Linked DNA regions of Homo sapiens: region 1 is linked to region 2. The links are chromatin contacts, found by Hi-C or POLR2A ChIA-PET in ENCODE. All regions are on one chromosome and are shown on one strand. The core of a region is the stretch at or near the end of the contact, and the rest is flanking DNA. Distances in the headings are between cores, read along the strand shown. Region 1 has its middle 160 kb from the start of DAPK1. Region 2 has its middle 34 kb from the start of DAPK1.

Evidence for each region. Hi-C counts contacts between places; a loop is a spot of excess contacts on that map. ChIA-PET counts read pairs that join two places held with the same protein, here RNA polymerase II (POLR2A). Pooled maps may share reads with other maps.
Region 1: a loop to region 2 is called in a pooled map, with 12 times the contacts of the local background. The contact joins two enhancer-like sites. A Hi-C loop is called at or near these places in 1 of 168 maps with a recorded cell type or tissue (dorsolateral prefrontal cortex), 2 of 37 single-sample maps with no recorded cell type and 7 of 50 pooled maps. POLR2A ChIA-PET finds 5 or more read pairs at or near these places in 3 of 52 experiments (A673, H1 and MCF 10A).

The regions. Positions count from the first base shown.
Region 1 is chr9:87,335,842-87,339,005 of GRCh38, forward strand. No RefSeq gene overlaps it. Among named protein-coding and RNA genes, the nearest start is that of DAPK1, 160 kb to the right of the region's middle. RefSeq lists a silencer at 627-796. Within about 2 kb of position 1,715, at least 5 of the 41 ENCODE cell types and tissues checked have a DNase peak (open chromatin) inside an H3K27ac peak, as active enhancers do; they include A673, where a contact is called at or near this core.
Region 2 is chr9:87,462,498-87,465,865 of GRCh38, forward strand. No RefSeq gene overlaps it. Among named protein-coding and RNA genes, the nearest start is that of DAPK1, 34 kb to the right of the region's middle. RefSeq lists an enhancer at 2,309-2,548. Within about 2 kb of position 1,899, at least 4 of the 41 ENCODE cell types and tissues checked have a DNase peak (open chromatin) inside an H3K27ac peak, as active enhancers do; they include A673, where a contact is called at or near this core.

The DNA.
Region 1 (3,164 bases), core at 465-2,964, 130 kb before region 2:
CAAGACCAGCCTGGCCAATATGGTGAAACCCCGTATCTACTAAAAATATAAAAATTAGCTGGGCGTGGTGGCGCACACATGTAATCTCAGCTTCTCAGGAGGGTGAGGCAGAAGAATCACTTGAACCCAGGAGGCTGAGGTTGCAGTGAGCCAAGACTGTGCCACTGCACTCCAGCCTGGGCAACAGAGCGAGACTCCATCTCAAAAAAAAAAAAGAAAGAAAGAATGCAAGATGTGATGAAAGGAAAACTTCTGATATACAGAAAGGAGAAGAACCTTCCTCTTCTAGCCCAGATGGAACATGGGAGGGAAGAGAGAAAAACAGAGTGAAGAGGTTGGTTGCCAATGTCTTTGATATCTATCCCTTTCTGCGACCTTAGGGTAAACTTGGAAACTCCCAAGCCTGTCTTTGGGAAGTGGGTCTTTGGTATACCCTCACATCCAACATGGCAGGACTAGCAATGGTGAATAAGATATCTACGTAGACATCCTGAGAAAATGTTACTGGTGCCCCAGAGCCTATGCATGGTCTGCAGAAGATCCACAAACGTGTCCTCAAAGGTTCTGAGATTAGCTGTGCTGACCAAAGATCACAAAGCTATGGGGTCTGTGGAACATGGGGACTCATGACCCCTACCTGACATGCAGCCAGAAGGGACCAGCTGCACACAACAAGCTCCATGCAGAGACCCATAGAAGGCCCAGCCCATCTGCAACTAGCAGATGAAGGACTGGTGCTCAGGGACACAGTATCTCCTCCCACCACCCCAAGGTTATGTCACTTCTTTCATGCAGCCAGATGCCATCTAGCGGGGTGAGGAAAACAGCAAGAAATCTGAAATACTGAGATAGTTGAGAAACAGGCTCTCTCTCTCTCTCCTGGGTTTTTCTCCACCCCCAGCACATGAAAGAATTGTAAGGAAATTTAGATGATTGATAATAAACTATAAAATATAAAATCTGGATTATCATTATATATTTTATGGTGATGGGTAGATTTCCATACTCGCCACAATTACTAGCCTTTCCTAAATTAGGACATTTTCTGGAATGTTCTTCTAATAAAAACTAAGTCATTATCATTATACTTAGATTTTATAACCAAGAATTCCAAAGTCATATTACCAGTCTACTACGCTTTCCCAATGAATCCATCCTGTAAGTCTAATTTCTAAATACACTTGTTGTCCACAAGGTGGCCCTAGAAGCAATAGAATACAGTTCACCTCCAGAGCAGCCCGACCGCTAAAAGGACTCAATCCTTTTTGTTTTCCCATTTATGAGCAATTAACGGAGTGAGAACAGAAAAAAAAAGAGCACAATTAAACATTGTACTAATAAACTGATAACGCGTCTTCAGTGTTTGTTTTTACCAAACAGAGCAGAACTATGAATCATGCGGCCGCGGAACTGCACACCTTGGCTGTGTATGGCACCGAGGCACCTTGCGTTACCTCCGAGGATGTCTGCCAATTTTTTAAACATGCAAAACCATAGTGTCAGTAAAAGAAAAGTTCCCAGAAGACTCGCAATTGTGCAAATGGGGGGGGAAAAAAAACAAACAGGCATCAGCCATCACAAAATTCCAGATTGCCAGATTCCTTGATTGTGGCTTTTAAGCAAAACACAGCCAGCTGCCTGTATTTAACGTTAATTGTTAAGCTCCAAGTCTCAGCCAATCATTTTACTTCTGAGCTGGCGCTGTAACAGCAACACAAATATGAAACTCTCTCCCTGACCCAGTTTAGTGTGGGGGGGAGGGGGGAAGGAGACAATGAATAATTAATTCTGGGATTTGGTCAGCTTTCCTGTGAAGAACACATCGCTAGCTTCCTAAAGCAAAACAACATCTGTGCCTGAAAACTTCTCTTGCGTCTTCAAGATGAGCTGATGGTGTGTTTATAAACCCCGTAAAAATCCACCTCTTATCTCTTCTCCCCACCAAAGAGCCATGTTCGCACTTTAAGGAGTGAGTCTTCTGTTTATGATTGGCTAGAGGGGTGGCCACCTTTCTCATGTGGTCCTCTGCTGAGAACTCACTCGGCTGATGATTTCCCTGTTCTTGACCCTTTGTGTGATTTGAAGGTTTCTCGCTCCTCCCAGATTGCTAACAGCGCCAAGTATCTAGTCTCCTATTTTTCCTCGGGGGATGGATACCTTAGCCTCCTTTCTCGGTCTGGAATGCAAAGAACGCAGCTTCATTTGAGTGAATGGAGAATTCTTTGTAGGCAGAAACGATCTCTCACTCCTCTCTCATATTCCTGTTCAATCTTTCTATCTCATAAACCATAAACGACAGGCAGATGTCTAAAAAAGCATCTGGTTTTTAGAATCCCCCCAGTCACCGGACCTGGGGGGAGGTGTCCTCCTCCAGAGCACACCGAGCAATCTCCCGCAACCAATCTGACTTTTTGAGTCTGGCTTTGAGGTCTTGTTGCCAGAAAAGGGAGTCCTGAATCCAGACCCCAAGAGGGTTCTTGGATCTCACGCAGGAAACAATGTAAGGCGGGTCGCAGAGTGCAGTGAGAAGAGAGAGTTGATTGAAAGATACGCAGTTACAGAGTAGGGATCCTCAGAAAGCAAGAGGAGGAACGCTTCATCTTTGTTTTGTTTTTCTTACATGGGGGTCTTTTCTATGCAAAAGATAAGCTATGTCTCTGTGCAGGTGGGCTGACAGCATGGCAAAATTGCTTATTTTTTGCTGACTCAAAGAAAACTCTCCTAGTCATATAGTGTGTAAATACATCAAATCATACGTGTAATTACCTTAGAAGCATGCATTGTTATGGATATTGGGACATCTGGACATTCCATTGTCATAGGAGTGTGTCCTTGCAGGTATCATCAAGCTGTTTTCTGAACTGTAAACATCTTAGGGCTGTGGGTTGTGACCAGCAAGGAATGTGCCTTATTAGTGTCAAGATGGAGCTGAACTTCAAATGACGTGACTCTGACTCTCCTATGCTCTTGTTTCCCTAACAGTCTGACAAGGTTAACCTTCAAGGACTGCATCAGGAATTGGTCACAGTGCTTAGCAACAGGTTCTCTTCACTCTTGTCATTTACATATAGACGACAGCTAATATTCAAATCCGTGTAGGCAAACCCACAGTTGATTAAATTAAATCTCTTCTCTAGCTTGATTTGCATAACTTGAAATAATCA
Region 2 (3,368 bases), core at 649-3,148:
TAGCTTTTTTTTTTTTTTTTTTTTTTGAGACAGAGTCTTTGTTTCACCCAGGCTGGAGTGCAGTGGCTCGATCTCGGATCACTGCAACCTCCGCCTCCTGGGTTCAAGCCATTCTCGTGCCTAACACTCATGAGTAGCTGGGATTACAGGTGCCCGCCACCACGCCCAGCTAATTTTTTGTTTATTTAGTAGAGACAGGGTTTCACCATGTTGGCCAGCCTGGTCTCAAACTCCTGACCTCAAGTGATCTGCCCGCCTCGGCCTCCCAAAGTGCTGGAATTACAGGCATGAGCACCAAGCCTGGCCTCTTAGCTTTGTTTTCATTAAAAAAAAAAAAAAAAAAAAAAGGCCAGGCTTGGTGGCTCATGCCTGTAATCCCAGCACTTTGAGAGGCTGAGGCAGGCGGATCATGAGGTCTGGAGTTCGAGACCAACCTGGCCAACATGGTGAAACCCCATCTCTACTAAAAATACAAAAAATGAGCCAGGCATGGTGGCACACACCTGTAGTCCCAGCTACTCAGGAGGCTGAGGCAGGAGTATCGCTTGAACCTGGAGGCGGAGGTTACGGTGAGCCCAGATCACACTACTGCACTTCAGCTTGGCAACAGAGCGAGACTCCGTCTCAAAAAAAAAAAAAAAATGGAACCAACCTCAATGTCCACCAATAGGGAAGAGTTATAGAAATTATAATTTAACTACATGATGGAATGTTCTCAAACCATTGAACATGAAAATGATGACTTCATCTGTATTTCTTGACATTAAACGATCTCATATTGACATGGAAAGATATCCATATAACATGTGGCAAACAAGAAAAAAAAGCAGATGGAGACTAGGAAGACTTCTGAAAATACCCTAGGATAAATGAATGTGTGTGGATCTCCACAGAAACACGTTTAGATGCTGCCACACCAAAATATGAACTGTGGTTACTGCTGAAAGATATACTTATGAGTGATTTTTATTTTATAAATGCTGTGTTATGTGAATATTTATATTCAGCAGGTTGAAATCAGGTTAGCAAGAGAAATATTTCCATTTCCATTACACACAGGATAATTTTCTTACAAAAAAATTTAAGACATAAGTTCCCAGACATGTAAAGCTATGAAGACTGAAGCAGACCTTGAAAATCTTAGTCCTAAAAGGAAGTGGTGGTGATTGGGTTGGGGAAAGTTTGTGGAAATCCCTGGTACGAATCTGTTACTGAACACGTAGTTATTGACTACGAACCTGGACTTAACCCTCTCATTTTACAAGAAAGGAAGGCCAGGCCAGGCGTGGTGGCTCACACATTCCCAGCACTTTGGGAGGCCAAGGTGGGTGGATCACGAGGTCAGGAATTCAAGACCAGCCTGGCCAAGATGGTGACACCCCGTCTCTACTAAAAATATTAAAATTAGCCTGGCATGGTGGCAGGTGCCTGTAATCCCAGCTACTCGGGAGGCTGAGGCAGGAGAATCGCTTGAACCCAGAGGACGGAGGTTGCAGCGAGCTGAGATCGCGCCACTGCAGTCCAGCCTAGGTGACAGAGTGAGACTCCATCTCAAAAAAAAGAAAAAAAGAAAGAAAGAAAGGCCAGACTCTCAAGGGTGAAGGTGCTTGCTCTAGGTCACAGGAGTGAAGGGAGGAACTGGCATTTCCTGACTCCGAGTCTCTGGTTTTCTCACCCAAACATGCCACCCCCATTGTGCAAACTGGCTTTTCCCTCCAGCAATTTCGAGTGGCTGTCTATTTTGTATAGCGAAAGGAGGTTTTTGTAGTGGATGACAAATCTTGAGCTAAAAAAGAAACATAGTATGACTCAAACAGTGAGCTGAGTTTACATAGAAATTATAGGCCTGTGCTGCTGTTTGGTAAGATTTTGGAACTAATTACTAGGTATTCCCAAAACAACACTTCTCTGGGCATCACGTGCATTTCTGAAAATTTCCTGAGGGTGATTGCTGGCCAAGAGCATTTCCTGCATGAAAATCCGAACAGTTTCTTTTTTATTGTTACACTCTGATGCAAGATTTCTAAGAATCTTTCTGTGAATCAAAGACTTCACTAGAAATAATGCTGTGTGGAGTCCCTTTACTACCTAGGGACCTATTCAGCTAAACAAGCATTTCTGTTGCAATGTAAATCAACTTTCTGGAATCAAAGAGATTCCAGTTTAAATTTGTCTATAACACACATGAGTGTGAGTAGAGTGGTTGAATGGGGAAAGCCCAGTCTTGAACTGACATGTCTTAGAACACTGAAAAATGTCACAAGTTATGTCTGTGTTTCTGCTGGTGTCTCCTGTGAACTCTCACATCTGGCCTCAGCCACATTCTCCAAGGGGGTGCACCCCACACTCTTCCTTTCCGTTTGGTGTTTTCTTTGCTTTCTGATGATACTTGGGGACCTTGTCCTTGCTGCCGGTGCCCATCAGAGGAAGGTCAAAGTCCATTCCCAAGACTCTCTTGGATGCTCCCAATGGTGTCAAGCCTCAATGATAGCTGGTGATGCATTCTCTGGAGACTGGGGAGAAAGCTTGGCTGATACTGGGCCACAATTTGTCACCTGAAGCTGAAGGGAGCTGAGTCTTGAGAAAGAAAAATCTTTTATCTGAGGAATGCAAGTCTCTCAAATTATCAGGCCCAGAAACACATTTAAATTTAACAGCAGTCATCTCACTCCCCTTTGAGCTAAATAATTACCTCTTAGAGCCTGAGGCCAAGTAGTCATAAAATGCCATACACTCTATAGTTGAAAAGTGTATAGCCAATCACTAACCAATGTTATTTCTGTAAACCAATGAGAATTCCTGACAAACAACTTTAGTAATCAGCCCCTTCTCCTGATTTTTTTTTTTCATTAAAAAATGTGAGCCTCCGCCTGTAATCCCAGCACTTTGGAAGGCGGAGGCGGGCGGATCACGAGGTCAGGAGATCGAGACCATCATGGCTAACACGGTGAAACCCCGTCTCTACTAAAAATACAAAAAAAAAAAAAATTAGCCGGTGTGGTGGCGGGTGCCTGTAGTCCCAGCTACTAGGGAGGCTGAGGCAGGAGGATGGCGTGAACCTGGGAGGCGGAGCTTGCAGTGAGCCGAGATAGTGCCACTGCACTCCAGCCTAGGCAACAGAGCGAGACTCCATCTCAAAAACAAAAACAAAAACAAAAACAAAACAAAACAAAACAAAATGTGAGCCTCTCTTTTGTTCTTCGAAGCACTCCCCAAGGCAACTTGGAAGTGTCTTCTCAGCTGCAGTCCTTAACTTTTGCACTTGAATAAACTCTCTTTAAACTAGATTCTGACCTTTTTGACTATTTTAAATTGGCAGTCTGCACCAATGTCTCCACCAGAGCCAGGAAGGTGGAGACCCAGCACCA